Linked DNA regions of Homo sapiens: regions 1, 2, 3 and 4 are each linked to region 5. Evidence: chromatin loops called from intact Hi-C (ENCODE). Cell type or tissue: B cell. All regions are shown on one strand. Region 1 holds the start of ZNF107 (zinc finger protein 107). Region 2 holds the start of ZNF138 (zinc finger protein 138). Region 3 overlaps LOC105375322 (a long non-coding RNA gene). Region 4 holds the start of LINC02848 (long intergenic non-protein coding RNA 2848). Region 5 holds the start of ZNF680 (zinc finger protein 680).

Region 1 (5,000 bases), 100 kb before region 5:
AGTTACTGGGTGCAGCACACCAACAGGGCACATGTGTACATATGTAACAAACCTGCACGTTATGCACATGTACCCTAAAACTTAAAGTATAATAATAATAAAAAAAAAGAAAACAGATGTGTCTGACTCATGTGTCAAGTCAGGCCACCCAAACACTAGATTCTCCTACCCCATCCTGCTCATTTAAGTGCCCAATGACCACCCTCTCTGTAGACACTGCCCTATGCCTCAGTGACTACTCCAAGTGCATTTCATTTTGCAAGTTCTTGTACCATCTCACTGGGGTCAAGTTTGATTTTTTTTTTTTTTTGTCTTCTGGAATACTATTTTTTCTTTCACAAATCTTAGAGAATCCAGGGGGCAGAAATTATTTCTGAGTTTTCCTCTCAATACCAGCATCTGATTGGCTGACCAGCAATGTACCTCTGAGAAATGGAAGTCGGGTTGAGTGAACACAATCTTAATGCCTCAAAGGGTTAGCTTTCCAAAGGAAGGGTATACCAGGAGATTCCTCTCAGCCCCAGGGCATCCACCTGCTCCCTTGAGAGGCTACACTCCAACCTCAGATTGTCCTCTGTCTCCCATTCCCAGATACCCAGAGTTCCATTCCAGGCCAGGAGCTGAAATTTACTAGAGATTCTAGCATACACAGCCACAGTTGATATCTTGATTTATCCCCAGACAGTACTGAAACCCAGGACCAGGAGAAAACCGAAAGGTGGCTGAGGACACATCACCCTGTAAAGTTTCCAAAGGGAAACCTTGACCCAAAAACATTCTGATAAGATCTCTGCGCCTAGGGAAGATAAAAGGAAAATAGGCACAGACTTTTTTTTACAATACAGTGTCAGGGGATTATTTTTTGTTTTCTTCTCATTGGAAATATTTTCAAACAGCAAACAATTTGTTTAAAGTGCCACCCAATAATTTGTCAACAATGATTAATTAAAATACAGTATCTAAAATGTACACTAAAGGACAAATAGTTGATAATGTGAATTAGGGAGGGGAAGCTGGGATTTGGGAATGTCAAAGGAAACTGGAAATTTAGCATTTTACTGAAAGTCAGTTAGGCTAAAAGAATGGGGAATAGGGAGTAGTCTTGAGACCCTGCTTGAGACACGTGAAAGTTGCAGGGGAAAATCTGTCCCCTGTGGAGTGTGAAAATAACTAAATGGCAGGCAATTAGACTGAGGTGGCTCTAGTCCCAGGGTTTTTACTTTTTAAAAAATCTAACTCAAATGCTTTTTTTTTGTAAATTACTACATTGGGGAAAACAAAATTTAGACTTAATCAACCATGAACTGCCAATTAAGCTCTGATTACGTGACCAGAAAATTTCCACCTTCATCTAAAACTAAGAAACTACGTAACTCTACCTAACCAATTATTGAGTTTGCTTTCCTTTATCATGCACCTTCTAAAAGTCTTTTCTTCAAGCCCCTCCCATGGAAAATAAACTACAAACCACAGCTGGGTGCTCTATAATTCTTCAATTACTCTTTGATTAAATTCTTTAACATTTTTGTGGTGACTTCCATAGATTTTTAAGAGAAAAAAGATGGACTAGGAACCCCACAGACTAAAGCTTTTCCCATTCATGAACCCCGCATCCCGAGTCAGGATTCTCCCCTGATGACCCTCCCGGCATCCCTGCACAATCGGGGAGAGATGCCGCGCTGCGGGTGCAAAGCCGCCCGGAGAGGGCTCCAGGCCAGGGCACAGTCACTGAGCAGGGAGGAGACAGGACGCCCAGGGTCCCGGCTGTCAGCCCAGCCGCCATCTTACGGCTGAAGGGGACTGAGGACCGAGCTGCGCCAAGGAGAACTCGGGGCCGCGGGGGACTGAGGGCCGAGCTGCGCCAAGGAGAACTTGGGGCCGCGGACTTTGGAGGCCCGAGTCCAGCCACAGCCACTTCCGATCGGTTCCAACCAGCCCCTCCCCCTCTCTCGGGATGTCGGACCCAGCACTCTCACCATTTCTAGGTTTCCAGGGAGTCCCGGCGTCTTAGCTGTGGATCTCCCAATATCTGCAGGTCACAGGGACACAGAGGCTGGGCCTCTAGGAGCAGAGGACACTGAGCAGTGAGGAGGAGAGCAGGAGCTCCGGCTGCAGCCAGAGACAAAGGCCCCGCCAAATCCCGGAAGCCGTCCTGTCCGCTCCAGCTGCGTGCCTGATTGGACGGTTCCCAGCCCAGCAGTCCTGATTGGATAACGTTTGCTGCCCTGCTCCCTCAGGCCCTGAGTGACAGAAGCTGTGCTCAGATGCTGGGCTGGAAGAAGATAAAGTGAAACCTAAGCTGCAGCCTTTTCAGGCAGGGCTCCTCCCTGAGTTGAGCCAGGTCCACCCCAGAAGGCATTTGCATTTAACCTGTATATAAAGTCATATGCATTTATAAATAATATATTATGTGGCTATTCACACATGAAAATAATATAACAATTATTTTAAAATTCCAGATTTTATGCCCTTTCTGAATTCTGGTCCTTTGAGCAGGCCGATTGAGAGTTTAAAAAGGAGGCAATCCTCTGAAATAAAACGTGAGCCACATGTGTATTCTAAATTTTCTAGCAGTCAAACTTCAAGAAGGAAGAAGAAGGCCAGGCGCGGTGGCTCACGCCTGTAATCCCAGCACTTTGGGAGGCCGTGGTGGGCGGATCACGAGGTCAGGAGATCGAGACCATCCTGGCTAACACGGTGAAACCCCGTCTCTACTAAAAATACAAAAAATTAGCCCGGCGCGGTGGCGGGGGCCTGTAGTCCCAGCTACTCGGGAGGCTGAGGCAGGAGAATGGTGTGAACCCAGGAGGCAGAGCTTGCAGTGAACCGAGATAGTGCCACTGCACTCCAGCCTGGACGACGGAGTGAGACTCCGTCTCAAAAAAAAAAAAAAAAAAAAAGGAAGGAAGAAGAAACAGGTGGAATTCATTCTAACCATTTAATTAACCCACTATATCAAAAATATTATATTAATATCTGAGCAATATGTAATTATTAATAAAGTGTGTATATTTTTGGAACTAAATCTTTAACTCTGTATTTTACCTTTCTAGCACATCGCAGTTCTGACCAGCCACATTCCGGACACCCAGTAGCCATACATGGCCAATAGCTGTCACATTAAAGTGCAGCTTTGACAACAGGGGTTTGAAGGGCCTGAACATTCCTTTTCTGCCAGAGGTGAGGGAAGAGCCTCTCCCTACCAACATCTCTCTTCAGTTCTGAGGTGGAACAGACCGTGGCCATAAAAAGAGCAGAGGACAGCAGGAATAAAATAACCTAAGGTTGTTAAGAATTAATGTAATTAATATGTATATAATTAAAACTACTAGATGTATGAAAAACAATTCTGCATAGAGAATGTATAAACAAAAGTAAAATATGCTTTTAAGGAAGAAAGTTAGAAACATTTTATCTAGTTTGAAATTACTTAATGATTGTTTCAAATTGAAAAAAGAAAAAACCAAAAATATAATATAAAAAGTTGAAAAATTTATTATAATAGACTATAAAATATTTATGAAAATCTACAGTAGCCAAAAATGACACATTTGATGGATTTATTTATAAGGTTTTATTAAAGTTAGCTTTAGTATTAATAATACAGTAATACAAAAGTAAAAGTTGATTTTCTTTTGAACAAAAATTTTACATATCAATATGACATAGTACAATATTTTTGTCCACCTTTTGAATAAATTTTAAAATAAAGAAAGTAAAAAAGAGAATTTTTCTCATGCAGTCTTTCTCAGGTTTTTTGACTGGAAAACTGAATCTCCTGTATCAAACAGTAAATGATTTTGTTTTTAAAATCTTTTAATTATCACTTTGGATAAATAAATGACTATTATTTTATGGTGATCTGTGGTCCTATTTTAGTGAAGTGTTTTAACCCTATGACATATTTGACAGGCTTCCCAACATCAAATTTTGCTTTAAAAGTGTCTTTTTTTTACACCCCAAACTTTTGGATGCTATAGAGTGTCAATGCAGCATGCAAAAGAGTGATAAACAGGCAGGGGGAGGCGGGCAGATCACCAGGTCAAGAGATGGAGACCATCCTGGCCAACATGATGAAACCCTGTCTCTACTAAAAATACAAAAATTAACTGGGCATGGTGGTGAGCGCCTGTAATCTGAGCTACTCAGGAGGCTGAGGCTGGAGAATGGAGAATGGCTTGAACCTGGGAGGCAGAGGTTGCAGTGAGCCAAGATCGCTCCATTGCACTCCCACCTGGGCAACAAGAGCAAAACTTCGACTGAAAAAAAAAAAAGTTAACTTACATGGAAGCATTATCAAAATAAAAATAATGTTTGCCAGGCGTGGTAGCTTATGCCTGTAATCCCAGGACTTTGGGAGGCTGAGGCAGATGGATCACCTGAGGTCAGGAATTCAAGACCAGCCTTGCCAACATGGCAAAACCCTGTCTCTACTAAAAATACAAAAATTAAGCCAGACGTGGTGGTGGGTGCCTGTAATCCCAGCAACTCAGGAGGCTGAGGCAGGAGAATCGCTTGAATCCAGGAGGCAGAGGTTCCAGTGAGCTGAGATTGTGACATTACTCTCTAGCCTGGGTGACAGAGCGAGATTCTGTCTTAAAACTATATATATATATTTGACCTCCTTCGACTTATATTTTAATAAATATGTTATTAATATTTATGTCAAAATTGTATGAAATTTCTAAAACTCTAATGTATCTGAGTATACGCTCTTATTCATAATTATGGTTATTATGATAAATTATTGTAGGCAACAGATATAATCAATTTCTTTTAATTTGTTTCTTTATAACCATGAAAGTCATTTCCACAGTTAATGGCTTAATTCTGATGTAGTTTCTAAAAACTTTAAAAGCATGAAAAATCCTAGAGTACTGTGTATTCAAGGAGGTTCATGAAAAGATGGAAAAGGCCCAGATGAGTTGAGCACAGATTTCTGATAACGTTAGAATTATATTGTTTGAATTAGGTAAAGATTGTGAGAATTTGGCCAGGCA
Region 2 (5,000 bases), 230 kb before region 5:
CTGATTAAAAAACAGATGTATCTCACTCACATGTCAAGTCAAGCCACCCAATCACTTGAGAGATTCTCCCACCCCATCCTGCTCACTTAAGTGCTAAACGACCACCCTCTCTGAAGACCACCCTCTCTGAAGACGCTGCACTATGCCTCAGTGACTGCCCCAAGTACATTTCACTTTGCAAGTTCTTGAACCATCTCACTGGGGTAAGGTTTGATTTGTCTTTTTGGATACTATCATTTCTTTCACAAATCTTAGAGAATCCAGTGGGCCGAAATTATTTCTGTGTTCTCCCCTCAATACCAGCATATGATTGATTGACCAGCAATATGTCTCCGGAAATGGACACTGGGTTGGTTTGAAGACAATCTTAACTTCTCAAAGGGTTTGCTTTTCAAAGGAAGAGTACACCAGGAGATTCCTCTCAGCCCCAGGGCATTCACCTGCTCCCTTGAGAGGCTACACTCCAACCTCAGGTTGTCCTCTGTCTCCCATTCCCAGATAACCAGAGTTCATTCCAGGCCAGGAGCTGAAATTTACCAGAGATTCTAGCATACACAGCCACAGTGGATATTTTGATTTATCCTCAGAAAGTACTGAAACCCAGGACCAAGGAAAAAACTGAAGAGTGACTAAGGACACATTACCTTATAAAGTTTCCAAAGGGAAACCTTGACCCAAAAATATTCTGATAAGATCTCTGTACCTAGGGAAGATTTAAAAAAAAAAAAAAAGGCACAGAGATTTTTTACAATACAGCATCAGGGGATGAGTCTTTGGTTTCTTCTCATGGGAAATATTTACAAACAGATAACAAATCTTTTTTAAAATGCCATCCATGCTTTGTCAAAAAATGATTAATTAAAATACAGTATTTCAAATGTACACTAAAGGACAAATAGTTGATAATGTGAATTAGGAAGGGGAAGTTGGCATTTGGGAATGTCAGAAGGAACTGGAAATTTAGTATTTTACTGCAAGCCAGAGTTAGGCTGAAGGAATGGGAAATGGGGAGGGGGAGGAGTCTTGAGACCCTGCTTGGGACACATGTGAAAAATGAAGGGGAAGATCTGTCCCCTGTGGAGTGTGAAAATAATTAAGTGGCAGGCAATTAGACTGAGGTCGCTCCAGTCCCAGGGTTTCTGGTTTTAAAAAAATCTAACTCAAATGCATTTTTTTGTAAATTACTACCTTGTGAAAAATAAAATTCATGTTTAACCAACTGTAAACTGCCAATTAACCTCTGATTACATGACCAGGAAATTTCCTCCTTCATTGTACAAATTAAGAAACTACATAACTCTACTAACCAATTACTGAATTTGGTTTTATCATACACCTTATACAAGTGTTTCCTTCAAACCCCTCCCACGGACCACTACTGCAAACCACAGCTGGGTGCTCCACAATTCTTGAATCACTGTTTGATTAAATTAATTTTTTTGCGGTGACTTTCATAAATTTTAATAGGGGAAAAGAGGGACAGGGAAGCCCGCGGAGGAAACCTCTTCCCATTCATGAACCCAGCACCCCGAGTCAGGATTCTCCCCTGACGACCCTCCCGTCGTCTCTGCACAATCGCTGCGGGTGCAGAGCTGCTCAGAGAGGGCTCCAGGCCAGGGCACAGTCACTGCGCAGGGAGGAGACAGGACGCCTGGTTCCGGCTGTCAGCCCAGCTGCCATGCTATGGCTTAAGGGGACTGAGGGCCGAGCTGTGCCAAGAACTCGGGGCCGCGGATTTTGCAGCCGACTGCGGGAAGACCCGAGTACTGCCACAGCCACTTCCGACCGGTTCCAACCAGCTCCCTCCCCCTCTCTCGGGATGTCGGACCCAGCACTCTCACCATTTCTAGGCTTCCGGGGGATCCTGGCGTCTTAGCTGTGAATCTCCCAATAACCAGATCACAGCGCCACAGAGGCTGGGCCTCTAGGAGTAAGAGGACGCAGAAAAGTGAAGGCCAGACCTGCAGCACCCGCTGCAGCGAGACAAAGACCCCGCCGCCTCCCGGAAGACGTCATGTCCGCTCCAGCTGGGTGCCTGATTGGACCGTTCCCAGCCCGGCGTCCCTGATTGGATAACGTTTAACAACCCGCCCCCTCAGGCCCTGAGTGACAGATGTGCTCAGGTGCTGGGCTGAAGGAAGACAGAGTTAAACCTAAGCAGCAGCCTTTTCCAGAAGGGCTTCCTCCCTGAGCTGAGTCAGGCCCACCCCAGAGGGCATTTGCATTTAACCTTGTGTATAAGGTCGTATGCATTTATAAATAACATATAGCTATTCACATCTGAATATAACAATTATTTTTAAATTCCAGATTTTATAACCGTACTGGCTTCTGGTCCTTTGAGCAGGCAGCCTGAGATTTTTTTCTTTTTTTTTTTTGAGACAGAGTCTCACTCTCACCCAGGCTCAAGCACAGTGGCACGATTTCGGCTCACCCCAAACTCCGCATCTCGGGCTCAAGTGATTCTCCTGCCTTAGCCTCCTGAGTAATTGGGATTACAGGCACCCGCCTCCACGCCCGGCTACTTTTTGTATATTTAATAGAGACAGAATTTTGCCATGTTGGTCAGGCTGATCTCGAACTCCTGACCTCAGGTGATCCACCTGCCTCGGCCTCCCAAAGTGCTGGGATTACAGAGCACATGTGAATTCCAAATTTTCTAGTAGTCAAACTTTAAGAATAAACAGGTGGAATTCACTCTAATTGAGATGGTTAGTCATTTAGGCTGGGCTCAGTGAGACCATTCTTGTGACCTCAGCTGAGTTCCTTCAGACATGTATCATCAGCTGCTTGTTGACTAGGCAGCTGTGCTTCTGGGGGTGAGCTTCTGCTTCTGAGGCTGTCAACAGAGGCAACTTGCTTCTCCTCCCCATACTATTTTATCTTCCATCTGGCTAACATGGGCTTTTTTCGCGGAGATAGTAGCCTTCTGAAAGAAAAACAGAAGCATGCAAAACCATTTGAGCCTACGCCTCAAACTAGCACACTGCACTGTTCACAGGTTTTTACTGCCCTGAGCAAATAAGGCCAGCCAGATCTAGGGTTTGGAAAACAGAACTGGATCTCAATGGAAACAGCTGTAAATGCACCTGGCAATGGGCATGGATAGCGGAGGGATGAAAAATTGCTAACATTTTTGCAATCAGTATCATTCTGCCTTTTTTTGCATATGTGGTTTATATAACTCTTCCACATCAAAAAAAAAAAAATTTGTGCAAAGACCCACAGCTATTAAGTGGCTGGGCTGGGACTCAGAATTAACTCCATTTGACCCTTGAAATCCTGGAGAGTGACACTTCTAAAATAGAAGCCAGATTTCTTTTAGATTTGTGCCCATATAGCACTGTTTATTATTATTGCTAGAAATAATCTTAAGAAATTGAAGAAGCACACGGTAGCTCACATCTATAATCCTAGCACTTTGGCAAGCTGAGATGGGAGAATCACTTGCGCTCAGGAGTTCAAGTGCAGCCTGAATAACATAGTTAAGATCCTATGTGCATGAAAATTTTTTTTTTTTTAATTAGCCAGTCATGGCCGGGCGCGGTGGCTCATGCCTGTAATCCCAGCACTTTGGGAGGCCGAGGAGGGCAGATCACGAGGTCAGGAGATCGAGACCATCCTGGCTAACACGGTGAAACCCCGTCTCTACTAAAAATACAGTCCCAGCTGCTCGGGAGGCTGAGGCAGGAGAATGGCATGAACCCACGAGATGGGGCTTGCAGTGAGCCAAGATCCCACCACTGCACTCCAGCCTGGGTGACAGAGCGAGACTCCGTCTCAAAAAAAATAAAAAATAAAAATAAATAAAAATAAAAATTAGCCAGCATGAGGCAATCCTGTAGTCCCAGCTACTCAGGTGGCAGAGGCAAGAGGATTACTTGAGCCTGGAAGGTCGAGGCTGCAGTGAGCCATGATTGGTTACGACACTGCACTTCAGCCTGGGTGGTGAGAGTGTGATCCTTTCTCCAAAAAAAAAAAAAGAAAAGAAAAGAAACAGAAAAGAAAAAAGTTGCAGGAGCATTTCAAAAGGACATAGCATATGTGGAAAAAGATAGATGAGGGATGAGTTGAGAAAATCAAAGCCCAGCAACACATTACTTATTTTTTATCATAGATAAAATCTGTAAACATCTAAAAAAAAAAACAAAACCTTCAGAGAAATTGAATGTAACAGAGTCTAAATGAACAAAGAATGATTTGCAAATCAGGCAGCCTGTGGGCCCAGAATAGGCTCAGAGAGACTCCAGCACAGCAACATGGTAAAAAAATTGATCAACAGAAAAAGCAAAGTGGCATACAGAAAATGAAATTGAGGTACAGAAACAGCCAAATTGATTACAGCTTGGGATTTGCCTTATTTGAACATGGTTTGAAGAGTTGATGTCCTTTTATTGGCAAAATCACAGTGGCTGGTACAGGAATGGGTTATAATCTACTTACATATCCAGTTAGGTTTCAGTTTAGTATGTACCAAAAAAAAAAAAAAAAGAAAAACAAACAAACAAAAAACCTACTGACCAAAATTAAACATGAAAACAGAGAGCTTCAGGCTATAATTTAACAATTTCTCCTTTTTGGTTATCTTCTCAATTTTGAGAGATAGACCAAGTTATCAGCTAAATAAATGGTCTCCTCATTTCAACCAAGCAGCCTGTTTCTTAAACCCCCGTAACTGAATCTCTGTAATACGTGTAATATATTTCTGTATAATCTCTATAATATATTTCTCCATGTGCAACTATGCATATTAGCAACTACACAGATACTTTTCTGTTTATGCAATAAGTAATCTCAAGAAATTCCATTATTTAGCACAACTTTAGTAAAAAAAGTCTATTGTGTAACCATAGCCTTTGCAGTAGAATCTGCTATAGAGACTATTATGAAGGATAAATGTCTAACCAATGCCTGATTTTTTTACCCTGAACCATGAAAAAAAAAAAAAAAAAAAGACCTAACAAATGATGCTTATTTAGAAGAGTAATGGCCAGGCAATG
Region 3 (5,000 bases), 260 kb after region 5:
CTACTCTTACAAATAATGGTAAAATCTGGATACAATGTCATATATTATATAGAAACACACATCTATATATCATACATATGATATATGTGGGGATAAGAAGCGAATGATAATTTTAGCTGTGCCCACGGAAAGGGAGACAGGCATTTGAATTTGAATCCAGCCAAATTAACTCCCTCTTCAAAAACTAACAACACTCTTCAAAGGAATACAACAGGATCCAGAGTCTCTATAAGTATTATTTACAGTTTTTAAAATACAATTTTAAAATTTAAGAGACATGAGAAGAAACACAAAAATGTTATCCATACACAAGATAAAACATAGGCATTAAAAGCTATCCCCAAAATGTCCAAGATGTTGTTATCAGCAGTCAAGTATTTGAGAGCAGCTATTAAAACTATAGTCATGGGGTGAAGAAAAAAAATTCTCATAATGAATGAATACATGTGGAATCTCAGCAGAGAAATGCACATTATTAAAAAGAACCAAATAGAAAGATAATGAAATTTTAAATAGTACTTTTAGGTTGATTCATAGATTAGAAAAAGACAGAACAATTGAAATTATTCAATCTGAAAAAAAGAGTAAAAAAAGTTTGAAGAAAATGAACAGAGTCTTACAATCTGTGGGCAGATTGTGTCCTAGAAAGAGTGAAGGGACAGAAAAATTAAATGGGGTGCAAAAGTAACAATAGCTGAAAACTTGCAAAAATTTGTCAAAACCCCACATTTTATATCCAAGCAGTCAACAGATTCCAAAAAGAAAATCCAAGTAAAATCGTACAAAGGCCACATTGTGATTTAAGAAACTGGCAGGACAGGGCTTCCAATTGACTTTCTAAAATTTCTAATTTTTACTAATTATAATGATGGAAAATAGGTTATCCTTGAGAGATTTATCTTGGAGAAAGTCTCACATATCAGGCACAGATGACTAAGGGTTATTAAAGGCAGATGACTTTCTAGCCTTGTTTTAGAGTTTTAATTTCTTACCTTGGAAATAAATTTGTTTCTTACAAATCTTGTAGTAAAAGTGATTCTCCAGAAAGATGTGCCCAGGATATTCTCTCCTGCTGCATCCTCCCTGCACAGAATTGAAGCTGTGCGTACTTCAATTTCAGAAATGTACAATATGAATTACTTAGTTAATCTGAAAAACTAAAAGAAAAACATGAATTAAGGTAATTACTTTTATGTTCCTTCAGCAAATTACTAAAAGTGGTTCCAGAGATATATTTAAAAATGATTATTAAAAGAGTTTTTAAGGGAGCCCTATTCAGGGCAAAAAGACATTGTACATTACCTCAGTACACAAACTTTCCTAATGTTTTGGGAAGGACCTAGGGTCCTGTTTTGTCCTTTTGGCCCGTGTTAACACTAGGACACCTGATACCTGGGAACCAGCCTGTGTGGGAGTCACAGAGTGGTGGATGTGGCTCCCAAAGTGGCTTAAAGGGGTCCCTTCTCTGTGCAGTTGAGTATTCTGATTGTACGAAGGAGTCAGGCCTTTCCCGTGTGACGTTTTCTCCTCTTTATTACAGTGGCAGGCGCATCCCTGCGAGAGGCCTGACCCAGGTGTGTAGGCCAAGCAGCCAGCCCGGAAATCCAATGGGGTGTTCTTGGGGTACAGAGGAGGATCTGTGACAGTCCAGAGAGAGAGAAAGGAAAAGGTGGCTTTGAAGAGGCAAGTGCAAAGATACCAGAGACGGGGTATTGTCATTTTAGGCAGTTAATTGACGGTTTCACTTACCAGGGAGCTCCCATCATGGGCTCCCAAAAGGCCTGACAACTGCTAGGCCCACGGGCCATTAGCTGCACCTTTACTGAGGGGCTGCACTATGCATGTCTGAAAGCCGCGTGGGACAGAGGAAGGGGCAGGGATGAGGGAAAGGACGGGGTGAGGGAAGGAAGGGAGGGTAAACCTAACTACGGCAACCTTGAGCAGGCTGGAAGAGGCTTCCTCAGGTAGGGGTGATGTCACAATCACAGGTTGAGATCAGCTGCCCGGGCCACGCTGGCTCCTCGCAGGCAGGCGAGATTTGGGAACAGCCAGGATCCCCTCCGCACGGGAGAACAGCTCTAGACGCGCAGAGGGGCGGAGTCCAAACGGGTGCCATCACCGTACATCCTGGGAGCTGTAGTCTCTTAACCGCTCGTAGCCCGTTGGTGGCAAGGCGACAGTATTACAATCCCAGCATGCGCAAGTCTGGGGGCGGTGCGAAGCCCTGGGGACACGGCGGTGCGCGCCTAGCTAGACATGCTGAGAGATGTAGTCTCTTAACCTCTCGCAGTCCCTAGGTTGCAGGACTGCAGGACTACAATCCCGGCATGCTCCGGGCTCGGGGTTTGGGCATAGCTTTAGAAAGAGAGGCAGGGCGGCAGGGCGGCAGGGCGGCAGGGCGCGGTGGTTTTCGCCTGTAATCCCAGCTCTTTGGGAAGCCGAGGCAGGCGGATCACGAGGTCAGGAGATCGAGACTATCCTGGCTAACACGGTGAAACCCCGTCTCTACTAAAAATACAAAAAATTAGCCGCGCGTGGTGGCGGGCGCCTGTAGTCCCAACTACTCGGGAGGCTGAGGCAGTCTTGAACCCCGGAGGCGGAGGTTGCAGTGAGCCGAGATCGCGCCACTGCACTCCAGCCTGGGCGACAGAGGGAGACTCTGTCTCAAAAAAAAAAAAAAAGAAGAAGAAGAAGAAGAAGAAAGAAGAAAGAAGAAGAAAGAGAGGCAGGGCGCTGCGCACCTCGCCGGGCGTGCGGGGACGTTGTAGTCTCTTAACGGCTCCCGGCTCTCTGGTCGCCTGGCTGCAGGACTACAATTCCAGCAGGCACCGGGCTCAGTGGGAGGGGCAGGGTGGTGTGGACCTGGCAAAGCAGTGCTGCCCGCTCACCCCCTGCTGCCCTGTCTCCATGGGGAGTGAGTTTGGAGAGAGATATAAGGGATAAATCTGGGCTTTTGCCCAAATCTGGCAGGTCCTACCTCCGGCTGAGCAGCTCTTCCTCTCTTTATCCTTATCCGCTGGTTTTTCCATGGCATCGCGCCTCCTTCAGCCCATGGAGCCGCCTGCTTTCCTAAACTACTACAGAAACTGGCCTGATGGCTGTCTGAGACATTGTACATTGTGCCACCGGCCTCTGCTTACTCCAGGCAGAGCGCCAGTTCAGCAGCATTTGGGAGAAATTTGCTGCCTGGGCCGCCCGTAAACAACTTGAGCTTTGCAGTGGGTAACATGGGCTGTGGTTTGGTGAAAATGTCAACCTCACTGACCCCTTTTTCGTGGAAGTAGAAGTCGAGACATGAGGGAGAGTAATTATTGGCTTACCCGGGATCTGCTAAAAGCAGAGGAGAAAGCCCCAGTGTTTCCAGGCATGTGTCTGGGTGGGCCATTTTTACCAACCCATTTAAGGGGCTAGGCCTCCAAAAATCAACCTAAAGGTAATGATTGTTTTGATATTTTACACATGTGATCATGGCTTCATCTCACCTTAGACCTGACTGGCCAGTGTCTCAAAGACATAGATGGTGACCAGCTCTCTCTGGAACAGATGGCACTCCAGCTTTGTGGGAGCAACTTTCAAGGTGTAGATCATTTGGAAGGCATTTGAACCTGTGAGGTTTAACATCTCTGCTTTGGATGGAAAGCTCATGACCTTCTGCAGTCAGGGATGGAACTGAACTTGCTGGGACTGATCTGTTGAAATGTTCTGTCTAGATAGTGGAAACATCCAGGAGCACTTCTGCTTCCATGTAGCCTCTTAATAATTGATGTCCCTAAAATACTAAGTACTCAGAAACAGTTACTTTTGGCGGGGCACAGTGGCTCACACCTGTAATCCCAGCACTTTGGGAGGCCAAGGCGTGTGGATCACCTGAGGCCAGGAGTTTGAGACCAGCCTGGCCAACATGGTGAAACCCCATCTCTACTAAAAATACAAAAATTAGCTGGGCATGGTGGTGTGTGCCTGTAATCTCAGCTACATGGGAGGCTGAGGCAGGAGGTGGAGGTTGCAGTGATCTGAGGTTGCACCACTGCACTCCAGCCTGGGCGACAGAGCAAGACTCCATCTCAGAAAAAAAAAAAAAAAAAAAAGAAAGTTACTTTCAGAAAGTTGGTACAAGCTTTCTTGTTTTTATATCTAATCTGTAATAACCCGGGTGTTAATCTACAGGGAAGTGATAGTTCATTCATGTCACACATTCCAATAGTTTTTCATTTGTGATTTCTGAATGTGGTACACTATCAAAAAAAATGGGAAAACATGATTGTGACCATGGAAATCTATTACTGTACTTGCGAAACTTGTGAAGAATTTACCACTTCAGGATTAATTACACCTAGATTCGTCACTGCCTTTGTAAAGAAAGGAAGAGAAACCATGTGTCATCTATGCAGGTGGCAAGATGAGGAAGTATAGGGAGATGACAGCACAATACTGGGGCTCTAGTCTTTTTTTTTTTTTTCTTTGAGACAGAGTCTCATTCTGTCACCCAGGCTGGAGTGAAGTGGTGCAATCTCGGCTCACTGCAAACTCCGCCTCCCGGGTTCACACAATTTTCCTGCCTCAGCCTCCCAAGTAGCTTGCTTTACAGGCATTTGCCATCACGCCTGGCTAATTTTTGTATATTTAGTAGAGACAAGGCTTCATGATGTTGGCCAGGCTGGTCTCAAACTACTGACCTCAGGTGATCCACCCTCCTTGGCCTCCCAAACTGCTGGGGTTACAGGCGTGAGCCACCACGCCAGCTGGGTGCTGCTCTTTTTAAAAGTAAGGCCCTTAGTCACAGTCTGTGTGGTAAAGTGCTTGCATCCCTCCCCTATCCCTCAGTATTCTCACCCTACTCCCTGTTCCCTCTTTAGGTAAGGGTGTCTGATTACACTTGCTCACAAGTGTTGAAAGGGAATGTTGTAATGTGAACCTACACATCATTTTAAAATGAGGATTAACGGAGAGGAGTCTTGGGACCTGTGTTTAGATGCACTGCTGTTTGGTGTGTGGCTGCA
Region 4 (5,000 bases), 660 kb after region 5:
GCATGCCAACATCATCGAGTTGTTGCCAGAGTTAAATTCACAAAGATATTTAAAAGTGACTGTTACTGCTAGGGTCCACATTTTTTTTTTATTTAAAAAAAAAACAGCATCGGACTTCAAAATACACAAAAGTAACAATGTCCATGTGTCCAAAGACGAGATGATCAGCTTTCTAATAAGCCTGAAGCGCATAAGAACGAGATCTATCCCTAACTAGAACTCTTCACAGCTCCACTTAAGAGGACACAAGCAGGGCTCCAAGAAGCTAAGTGCACGGCCAGTGTAGAGTGACTGGTGTAGTGAGGGTAGAATCTCTTAAGACCCTCTGAAATGCAGTTACATAACAGGGTCCCAGGACACTGGAGCAAACCAGGCAGCTGAGCAGTTACTACCAGGAATGGCAGAGCAGAGGAGGGTCGGAGCCATAAATCTCAGCAGAATACACCAAACTGCAAAGAGCTCCTGGCTCTGTGAACAGCAGCTGTGGCTACATCAGGACCAATCTTCTAAGACAGCTGCTGGGGACAGCTGAGATCACGTGTTTTGGCAGCAACACACCCAACAGCAGTGCCTCTTGAACACAGACCACAAAATCCTCTCCATTTATCTTTAAGGTGATGGATGATGGATGCCCTCACGTTACAACATCCCCACCAACACTTGCGGACAAGTGTATTTAGAAACTTCCACCTAAAGACGGAACACTCAGGAGTGGAATGAGAATATTGGGGGATGGGGGAGAAACGCAGGTACTTGACCCCACAGACTCTATTGAAAACAAGAGAAGAACCGCTGCGCTGTGGCTCTTCCTCATCTCACCACATCCATAGACACCACATGGTTCTTGTTCCTTTATTGACAAAGGTGCTGATGAGCCCGTGTGCAATTAATCCTGAAGGAGTAAATTCTTCACAAAGTACAATAACAGTGTCTAATATCCATGACCAGGGTTTTTAGGGTTTTTTTTTATGGTAATCCACATTCAGGAATCACAAATGAAGCCTGTTGGAACGTGCGATACGAACAAGGTCTTATTTTCATGTAGATGAACACCTTGGTTTTTACGGATTAGACATAAAAAGCATAAAAGCTGGCGCCATTCCAGAATCAAAGGGACTGTCCCTGGGGACATATGGAAATTAGGGACATCAATTACACGAAACTAGAAGTGATCCCAGAAGTTCCCATTGTCTAGACAGAAAAGGTCAACAGATCAGCCCGAGAGAGTAAAGGTACCTCCGGGAGTGCCGGGGGGTGATGAGCTTTCCATTCAAAGCAAAGATGTGAAGCCTGAGGAGTTACAAAGACTCCCCAAATGGTCCACACCTTGAAAGTCGCTCCCACAAAGCTGGAGCACCACCTGTTCCTGAGGATCAGGCTGCCATCTGTGTTTGAGACACTGGCCAGTCAGACATTTGTTGAGATGAGGCCAATGATATCACGTGTAAAATACCTAAACCATCCTAATCTTTAGGTAGCTATTTGGGGGACTTTCTACCAAATGGGTTGGTGAAAAATGGCGCACCAGAGACACACGCCTGGGAACTGAAATTTTCTCCTCTGCTTTTAGCATCTCCTGGGTAAGCCAATAATGGCCCTCCCTGCCCCCTCAATATCCACATCCGCGAAAAAGTCGCTGGTGAGGGTGACATTTTCACGAAGCCACAGCCCATGTCACCCCGTGCAAAGCTCTGAACTTGTGCACTGGCGGGCCAGGCGGCGGATTTCTCCCCACAGCGGCGGAACTGCGCTCTGGCTGGAGAGAAAAGAGGGCAGCGGCACAATGGACAGCGCCTGGACCTCAGGCCAGTTCCCACAGCAGCTTAGGAAAGCCGGTGGCTCCCTGGGCTGCAGGAGGCGCGATGGCCAGGAAAGACCCTGGGTACAGGTGGGAGAGGGAACCCAGCTGAGCAGCGGGAAGTGGGGTGAGGACTACACCCGTCCCAGTTTGACAAGGGCGAGGTGTACATCGCGGCGTCACGCCCTCCTCACTGCCCAGCCCGGACCTGCCCCTCCTGTCCCTCTCCGGACTCACTTTCTTTGGCAAGGAAGTGCACGCGATCAGTAGCCAGCATCGTTGTGGAAGCGGCGAGGTCCACATTGCCGTGTCCAACCCTCCTGGGCTGCCCGCCTCCTCGCATGTCGCCTGCTGGGATTCCAGTCCAGCCGCCTTGCCACCAACGGGCGGGGGACCGTTAAGAGCTACTGTTTCCAGCCTGCCTAGCCAGGCTCTCACCGCCCCGCTCCTCCCACGAGAACTGCGCCCCGTCCCCGAGCCCGGGTCATGCTGGGATTGTAGTCCCGAAGTGCCTGAAACAACGGGCGGGAGCAGTGAAGAGACTACAACTCCCAGCATGCACAGCGAGGTCAACACAGCCCGGCTTTCCTCTTCAGGACTGTGCGCCGCCCCATGTTCATGCTGGCTGTGATTGTAATCCGGTCGCCCTGCAATTAAAAAACTGGAAGCTAATCAAAGACGACAACTCCCAGTATGCCAGGTGTAGCTCCCACCCACTAATCCACACCTCCCCGCGTCCAGAGCAGTACTGCCATGTCAAGGGGAGCCTGGCTGTTCCCAAACCTCTCCTGCCTGCCAGGCGACAGTGGGACCAGGGCGGTTGGTCCTACCTTGTAATTATGTCACTACCTCTTCCTAAGATGCTGGCTTCATGCTTCGTCAGTGCCTGAAGTTTGATTTCTCACGGAGCGGCAGGGGACCGGGGGCTGCTCACAAACCTGTCAGGGTTGCCATAGTAACGCTACTCTTCCTGTAGCTGGACTCGCCCCACCCTTTCTCGCACGCTTCTTCCCTTGGCCCGGCCTCTCCCCTCAGCACCGCCCCTTCTCCCCCGCCTCTTTTATTGGCACCGCCCCTCATCCTCGCTCCGCCCCTGACACGCCCCTTCGGACAAGCGGCAGTGTAGTCCCTGCGTAGGAATGGGGTTAATGGCCAGATGTCTGACACTTCTCGGACTTTTTGTGATCCCACGCGGGAAGCTCCCTCCTGAGTGTCTGAAATTGTCAGTTCACTGCCAGAAATGGATATAAGCGATCCCTGATAACTTGGCACTTGCCTTTTCAAAGCCGCCGTTTCCTCCATCCTCTGGGTTGTCACAAATCCTCCTTTGCAGCACCGCAGGAGTGCCCCTTGGACCCCGAGCTGGCTGCAAGGCCCACACCTGGGTCAGGCCTCGCACAGGGACGCTCCTGCCACTCTAATAAAGAGTAGAAAACGTCACACTGAAAGGCCTGACCCTGCTGCATCCAGTCAGGAAACAGCCACAGGGAAGGGAACCCCTAAGCCACTTTGGGAGCCACATCCACCACTTCTCTGCCCCTGACCCAGGCTGGTTCCTAGCCCTTAGGGTCCTACTGCGGACCTCCCGGCCATAATTAACGCAGGTGCAGGACCAGAGAGCCCCTTGGTCCCTCCCAACACATGAGGGAACTTTGTGTGGTGAGGTCAGGTACAGTGTCTACGTTTCTGCTGTGAATAGGGCTTTCTTGGAAACAATTTTAATTTCCCTTTTTAAATATCCCTTTGGAACCACATTTAATAATTTGCTGGTGGAACTTAACAGTGATAAATCTTTGAATCCATTTTTCTTTTCTTTTTCTGACACGCAGTCTTGCTTTGTAGCCCAGGCTGGAATGCTGTGACTCGATCTGGGCTCACTGCAACCTCCACTTCCCGGGTTCAAGCGATTCTCCTGCCTCAGCCTCCCGAGTAGATGAAATTACAGACAACCGCCACCACGCCCGGCTAATTTTTGCATTTTTTAGTAGAGATTGGGTTTCACCATGTGGGCCAGGCTGGTCTCGAACTCCTGAACTCAAGTGATCTGCCCGCCTTGGCCACCCAAAATGCTGGGATTGCAGGCGTGAGCCACTGCGCCCGGCCTGAATCCATTTTAACACTGAGTTTTTCAGATTAACTCGAAGTACCCCACAACTACACGCTAATGAAACTAGAGGAGGCACAGCCTCAGCTCCGTGCAGGATGGATGCACAAGAGCAGAATCTCCATGGGACGCCTTTCTGGAGCATCAGTATTACTGCAGGATTTGGAAGCAACAAGTTCAAATAATTTTCAACGTTAACACACTGGAAATTTAAGAGAAGTCTGGAAACTCATCTACCTTTAAAAACTGTCAGTCATCTGTGCCTAAGTCAGACTTTCTCCAAGAAAAAAAAAAAAAGAAACTCTAAGGAGACCCTATTTTTTATTCTTCTAAGTAGTTAAAATTAGAAATCACAGCAAGTCAACAGGAAGCTCTCCTCTGCCAGTCTCCTAAATCACAATATGGCCTTGGTAGGGTTTTATTTGTATTTTTTGGAGGGGTTTGTTGACATGTTGGGTATAAAACTTGGGCGGGGGGGGGTGGTTGACCAATTTTTGGAAGTTTTCAGCCATTAGTTGGTGATTAACTTTGTACCTCATTTAATTTTTCTGTTCCCTGTCCAACTTGGACTCAATCACTCTACAGGTCTCTAAGACTTCATTTTCTTAAAGCTTTTTCACTCTTTTATTCAGAATGGACAACTTCTATTGCTCTGTCTTCTGTTTCTAATCTTTGAATAAGCTCAAAAGTATTTTTCAAATTTCCTTATCTTCCTATTATTTCGTAATTTCCATGTCTTTGCTGAGGTTCCACATCTCTTCATTGTTAGAATATTTTCCTTTACCCCCATGAACAGATTTATAATAGCTGCCTTTAAACATCCTGAATTACAACATCTTAAATATCTTAGGATCACTCCTACTGCCTGCTTTTTAAATTGCGTATGGATTCTATTTTTGTGTTTCTTCACACGTATCATGAATTTTAAAGTTGTGTACTAAAACTGTAAAGAATCATTATATAGACTCTCATTTCTGTTGTGTACCTTTAACAGCGGTGTTATTTTTTACAAAAGGTGTTAATTGGGCTGGATTCAAACCTCAATACCTGTCTACCCTGCAGTGGGCACAGCTGAAAACCTCATTCAGTTCTTACTGA
Region 5 (5,000 bases):
TATAAATGCTACAAATGAAGGCATAACATCAAGTGATTTGAGAGTTAAATTACCTCAACATTCATATTTTGAAAATTTAAAATTCTTTTCATGCAAAACAAGAAAAGTCAAATATAACTATAACGCCTCAAAAGATAAATCCTTGCTTCTTTTAGTCTTACACAAAAGTAAATGATATATTTTAACTTTGGATTACTCTGTATAATAAACACTGTTTAGAGTAATGTCTAAAATGTTAGTGTCTTAGAGTTTTCTACTGCGAATTACCTGATGATTACTTCTACTTGATTTCTAATTTTTTTTACATTTACTGAATTTGAAGAATATTATTTAATGTGAACACTCTGGTGTTTTCTAAGGTATACTTCTTAGAACAAATGGTTTTTCTCTATTTATTATATTATTCATAGGGTCTGTCTAAAATACAAATTTCCTAAAGTTGAAGAAAGTGTCAACAACTGATTGAGGGTTTCTCTCCAGTATAAATTCTCCTGTGTACAATAAGATATAAGTGAAGATATTAAACTCAACTTTTCAAAATCAGGAAATGTAACATTAAAAAATGAGGTGAATCTTAATAACATAAATAAAGTATACAATCACAAAAAACAGATACTGTCCGAATCCACTTACATGAGATAGCTAGAAACAGAAACCAAAATGATATTTTGAAAAAGATAAATAATAGGAAATTGGGCAGTTGTTTCAGGGGTATTGAGTTTTGTTTAGAAGATAAAAATGTTTTCCGAGCGTGGTGGCTCATGCCTGTAATCCCAGCACTTTGGGAGGCCAAGGTGGGCAGATCACCTGAGGTTGGGAGTTTGAGACAACCCTGACCAACATGGAGAAACCCCATCTCTACTAAAAATACAAAATTAGCCAGGTTTGGTGGCACATGCCTGTAATCCCAGCTATTCGGGAGGCTGAGGCACTAGAATCACTTGAACCCGGGAGGTAGAGGTTGCAGTGAGTTGAGATCACGCCATTGCACTCCAGCCTGGGTGACAAGAGCAAAACTCTGTCTCAAAAAAGAAAAAAAGAAAAAGAAAGACCAGGGAGGGATCTGTAGACATAGAGCATTCTTCTTCTGTGGCCCCATCGTCCTTTGTTCACTGTCTGATCTCTGGAAGAAAGGTGGGCAACAGGTGGTCTTCCTGTTGTTATTTTATTCCTGCTGTCCTCTGCTCTTTCTATGGCCACTATCTGTTCTACCCTTGGAACTGAAGAGAGATGTTGGTAGGGAAAGACTTTCCCCTTATTTATGGCAGGAAAAGGATGTTCAAGCCCAGTGTGGTGGCTCATGGCTGTAATCCCAGCACTTTGGGAGGATGAGACAGAAGGATTACTTAAGGTCAGGGGTTTGAGTCCAGCCTGGCTGACATGGCAAAATTCCATTTCTACTAAAAATACAAAAATAAGCCAGGCATGGTGGCACATGCCTGTAATCACAGCTACTCTGGGGAAAATAAGGCAGGAGAATTGCTTGAATCCGGAATGTGGAGATTGCAGTGAGCCGAGATTGCACCACTGCACTCCAGCCTGGACATAAGAGCAAGACTCTGTTTGAAAAGAAAAGAAGAGAAGAGAAAGGAAAAGAAAGAAAAGAAGAGAAGAGAAAGGAAATAAAAAGAAAGGAAGAAAAGAAAAGAAAAAAGAAAAGGGATGTTCAGGATTTCATCTTCTGCCATCAGAGCTGCACTTCAATGTGGCAGCTATTGGCCACCTGTGGCTACTGGGTGCATGGAATGTGGCTGGTCTGAACTGCGATGTGGTAGAAAGGTAAAATACATAGTTTTAATTTTTTTTCCAAAATATATATACTTTGTTAATAATTACATACTGGTCACATATTAAAATGATAATATTTTGGATATATTGGGTTAATTAAATTTCTACAATGAATTCCTCCTGTTTTTTTTTCTTTTTAAAATTTTCCTTCTAGAAAATTTAGAATTCACGTGGCTCACATTCAATTTCAGAGGACTGCCTTTTTAAAAAAAAATGTCAGGCTACCCGCTCAAAGGACAAGAAGCCAGGAGCTCATAAAATTGGAAAATTTTAAATAATTGTTATTGCATTATTTTCATGTGTGAATAGCCACATAATATATTATTTATAAAGGCATACGACCTTATACGCAGGGTTATATGCAAATACTCTCTGGTGTGAGCCTGGTCCGTTCAGGGAGGAAGCCCTTCCCTGAGAACCCTGCAGCTTGGATTTCACTCTTTCTACGTTCAGCCCAGCCGCTGAGCACATATTCTGTCACTCAGGGCATTAGGGGGTGGCGCCCTAAACATTATCCAATCAGGGACGCGGGGCTGGGACCCGTCCAATCAGGCACGCAGCTGGAGCGGACAGGACGGCTTCCGGGATTTGGCGGGGCCTTTGTCTCTAGCTGCTGCGGGAGCTCCAGGTCTAGTCTTTACTGCTCTGTGTATTCTGCTCCTAGAGGCCCAGCCTCTGTGACTCCGTTATCTGCAGGTATTGGGAGATGCACAGCTAAGATGCCAGGACCACCTGGAAGCCTAGAAATGGTGAGAGTGCGGTCCGACACCCCGAGAGAGGGGGAGGGGCTGGTTGGAACCGGTCGGAAGTGGCTGTGGCAGGACTCCAGGCTCCAAGCACTGGGCTCCAAAATCCGCGGCCCGAGTTGTCCTTGGCGCAGCTCGGTCCTCAGTCCCCTTCAGCCATAAGATGGCGGCTGGGCTGACAGCCGGACCCCGGGCGTCATGTCTCCTCCCTGCGCAGTGACTGTGCCTTGGCCTGGAGCCCTCGCTGGGCAGCTCTGCACCCGCAGTGCCGCATCTCTGCCGATAACTCGGGGTGCAGGGTTCATAAATGGGAAGCGCTTTGGTCCATGGGGTCCCAGTCCCTCCTTTTTTCTATTAAAAATTCATGGAAGTCACTGCAAATATATTTAAAAATGTAATAGAAGAGTGGTTCAAAAATCGTAGAGCACCCAGCTATGATTTGTAATTTGTGGTCCATGGGAGGGGCTTGAAGGAAAGACTTTTAAGTGGTGTATGATGAATAAAACCAAATTCAATAATCGGTTAGGTACAGTTACATAACTTCTTAATTTGTAAGATCAAAGTGGAAATTTTCTGGTTATGTAATCGGAGGGTACTTGGCAGTTTATAGTTGGTTAAGCAAGAATTTTATTTCCCCCAATGTAATACTTTACAAAAAACAATGTATTTGAGTTAGATTTTTTTTTTTTTTTTTTTGAAACGGAGTCTCGCTCTGTCGCCCAGGCTGAAGTGCAGTGGCACGATCTCGGCTCACTACAACCTCTGCCTCCCGGGTTCAAGTGATTCTCCTGTCTCAGCCTCCCGAGTAGCTGGGATTACAGGCGCCCGCCACCATGCCCGGCTAATTTTTGTATTTTTAGTAGAGACGGGTTTCACCATGTTGGACAGGCTGGTCTTGAACTCCTGACCTTGTGATCTGCCCGCCTCGGCCTCTCAAAGTGCTGGGATTACAGGCGTGAGCCACTGTGCCTAATGTAAATTTTTTTTTTTTTTGAGACGGAGTCTTGCTCTGTCGCCCAGGCTGGAGTGCAGTGGCGCGATCTCGGCTCACTGCAAGCTCCGCCTCCTGGGTTGACGCCATTCTCCTGCCTCAGCCTCCTGAGTAGCTGGGACTACAGGCGCCCGCCACCACGCCTGGCTAATTTTTTTGTATTTTTAGTAGGGACAGGGTTTCACCAAGTTAGCCAGGATGGTCTTGATCTCCTGACCTCGTAATCCACCCGCCTCGGCCTCCCAAAGTGCTGGGATTACAGGCGTCAGCCACCGCGCCCGGCCCTAGTGTACATTTTTGATACTATATTTTAATTAATCATTTTTTGAGAAATCATTGGATGGTACTTTTTAAAAGATTTGTTTTCCGTTTGTAAAAATTTTCTGTAAGAAGAAAGCAAAGAGTAATCCCTGGACACTATTGTAAAAAATCTCTGCGCCTCTTTTCCTTTTATCTTCCATAGGCACAGAGATCTTATCAGAATTTTGGGGGGTCACAGTTTCCCTTTGGAAACTTTATGGGGTGATGTGTCCTCGGCTACCCTTCAGATTTTTCCTGGTCCTGGGTTTCAGTACTGTCTGGGAATAAACCATGATACCCACCATGACTATGTCTGCTAGAGTGCCTAATGAATATCAGCTCCTGGGTCATTTTCTCCCACAGGACTGCCTGAGGTACAAAGTGTAGCCTCTCGAGGGAGCAGGTGGATGCCCTGGAGCTGAGAGAAATCTCCTGGTGCACTCTTCCTTGGAAAGGCTGACACCTTGAGACATTAAGATTGTCTTCACCCAACTCAGCTTCCGTTTCCTTGGGACACATTGCTGGTCAATCAGATGCTGGTATTGAGGGAAAAACATAGAAATAATTTCTGGATTCTCTAAGGGGGCAGAAAAATAGTGAAAAAAAATGATGAAAAAAGAGTGAAAGACAAATAGTGAAAAATTTGTAAAGGAAATTAAAAGGTAAAATATTTACGAATGGTGTAAAAGAGGTGAGTTTCAGAAAAAAATTAATATCTACATATATTCCATTTGTTAAAAATTCTCATTTACTATTTTGTTTTCCAGACTGAGTTTAGTAATTGTCACAGGTAGTTTTTTTACGGCTGGGTAATTTTTTTTTTTTTTGAGACAGTCTCATTCTGTCACCCAGGCTGGAGTGCAGTCACATGATCTTGGCTCACTGCAACCTCTGTCTCTTGGGTTCAAGCGATTCTCCTCCCTCAGCCTCCTGAGTAGCTGAGACTACAGGCGCTAGCCACCACACTCAGCTAATTTTTGTATTTTTAGTAGGGATGAGGTTTCACCATGTTGGCCAGTCTGGTCTCAAACTCTTGATCTCAGGTGATCCACCCGCCTTGGCCTCCCAAAGTATTGGGATTACAGGCATGAGACACCGCACCCAGCCTAGCTGGGTAATTTCAAACAGAATTCCAAGCCTTAACTTTTAGAATGCTAGCTATCTAGGGAAAAAAT

What was found. A loop is a pair of places that touch in the nucleus more often than their neighbours do. Peaks named below come from ENCODE experiments on the same cell type or tissue, not always from the same donor. Only the 100,000 strongest peaks of a DNase experiment are listed, where the experiment ranks them.
Region 1: a loop joins it to region 5, with 12 times the contacts of the local background. A loop is called at or near these places in 29 of 110 quality-filtered maps.
Region 2: it touches region 5 in a loop (16-fold over the local background); 15 of 110 quality-filtered maps call a loop at or near these places.
Region 3: it touches region 5 in a loop (11-fold over the local background); 44 of 110 quality-filtered maps call a loop at or near these places.
Region 4: a loop joins it to region 5, with 36 times the contacts of the local background. A loop is called at or near these places in 4 of 110 quality-filtered maps.

What each region holds. Positions count from the first base shown.
Region 1 is chr7:64,663,262-64,668,261 of GRCh38, reverse strand. It overlaps ZNF107 (zinc finger protein 107), which reads right to left and starts at 2,129. Exons shown (of 4, transcript NM_001282359.2): 1 at 1,977-2,129. The coding sequence starts at 1,979. RefSeq lists enhancers at 1,802-1,921, 1,942-2,091, 2,242-2,391. In B cell, no CTCF peak of the experiment used is centred here; a DNase peak (open chromatin) is centred at 2,211; H3K4me3 peaks cover 2,839 bases; H3K27ac peaks cover 4,128 bases.
Region 2 is chr7:64,791,413-64,796,412 of GRCh38, reverse strand. ZNF138 (zinc finger protein 138) reads right to left here and starts at 1,985. Exons shown (of 4, transcript NM_001271639.2): 1 at 1,842-1,985. The coding sequence starts at 1,844. RefSeq lists enhancers at 1,385-1,945, 1,730-1,969, 2,210-2,259. In B cell, no CTCF peak of the experiment used is centred here; a DNase peak (open chromatin) is centred at 2,042; H3K4me3 peaks cover 1,585 bases; H3K27ac peaks cover 1,967 bases.
Region 3 is chr7:64,304,618-64,309,617 of GRCh38, reverse strand. It overlaps LOC105375322 (a long non-coding RNA gene), which reads left to right. Exons shown (of 5, transcript XR_927582.2): 1 at 1-2,120. Among named protein-coding and RNA genes, the nearest start is that of ZNF736, 6.8 kb to the left of the region's middle. RefSeq lists enhancers at 1,686-1,845, 2,636-2,685. In B cell, no CTCF peak of the experiment used is centred here; DNase peaks (open chromatin) are centred at 2,217, 2,897 and 4,327; H3K4me3 peaks cover 2,947 bases; H3K27ac peaks cover 3,955 bases.
Region 4 is chr7:63,898,074-63,903,073 of GRCh38, reverse strand. LINC02848 (long intergenic non-protein coding RNA 2848) reads right to left here and starts at 3,176. Exons shown (of 7, transcript NR_186803.1): 1 at 3,075-3,176; 2 at 2,629-2,736; 3 at 2,036-2,445. In B cell, no CTCF peak of the experiment used is centred here; DNase peaks (open chromatin) are centred at 2,333 and 2,793; H3K4me3 peaks cover 1,953 bases; H3K27ac peaks cover 1,063 bases.
Region 5 is chr7:64,560,462-64,565,461 of GRCh38, reverse strand. It overlaps ZNF680 (zinc finger protein 680), which reads left to right and starts at 2,391. Exons shown (of 4, transcript NM_178558.5): 1 at 2,391-2,537. The coding sequence starts at 2,508. RefSeq lists a silencer at 2,233-2,342 and an enhancer at 2,443-2,802. In B cell, no CTCF peak of the experiment used is centred here; a DNase peak (open chromatin) is centred at 2,331; H3K4me3 peaks cover 1,768 bases; H3K27ac peaks cover 802 bases.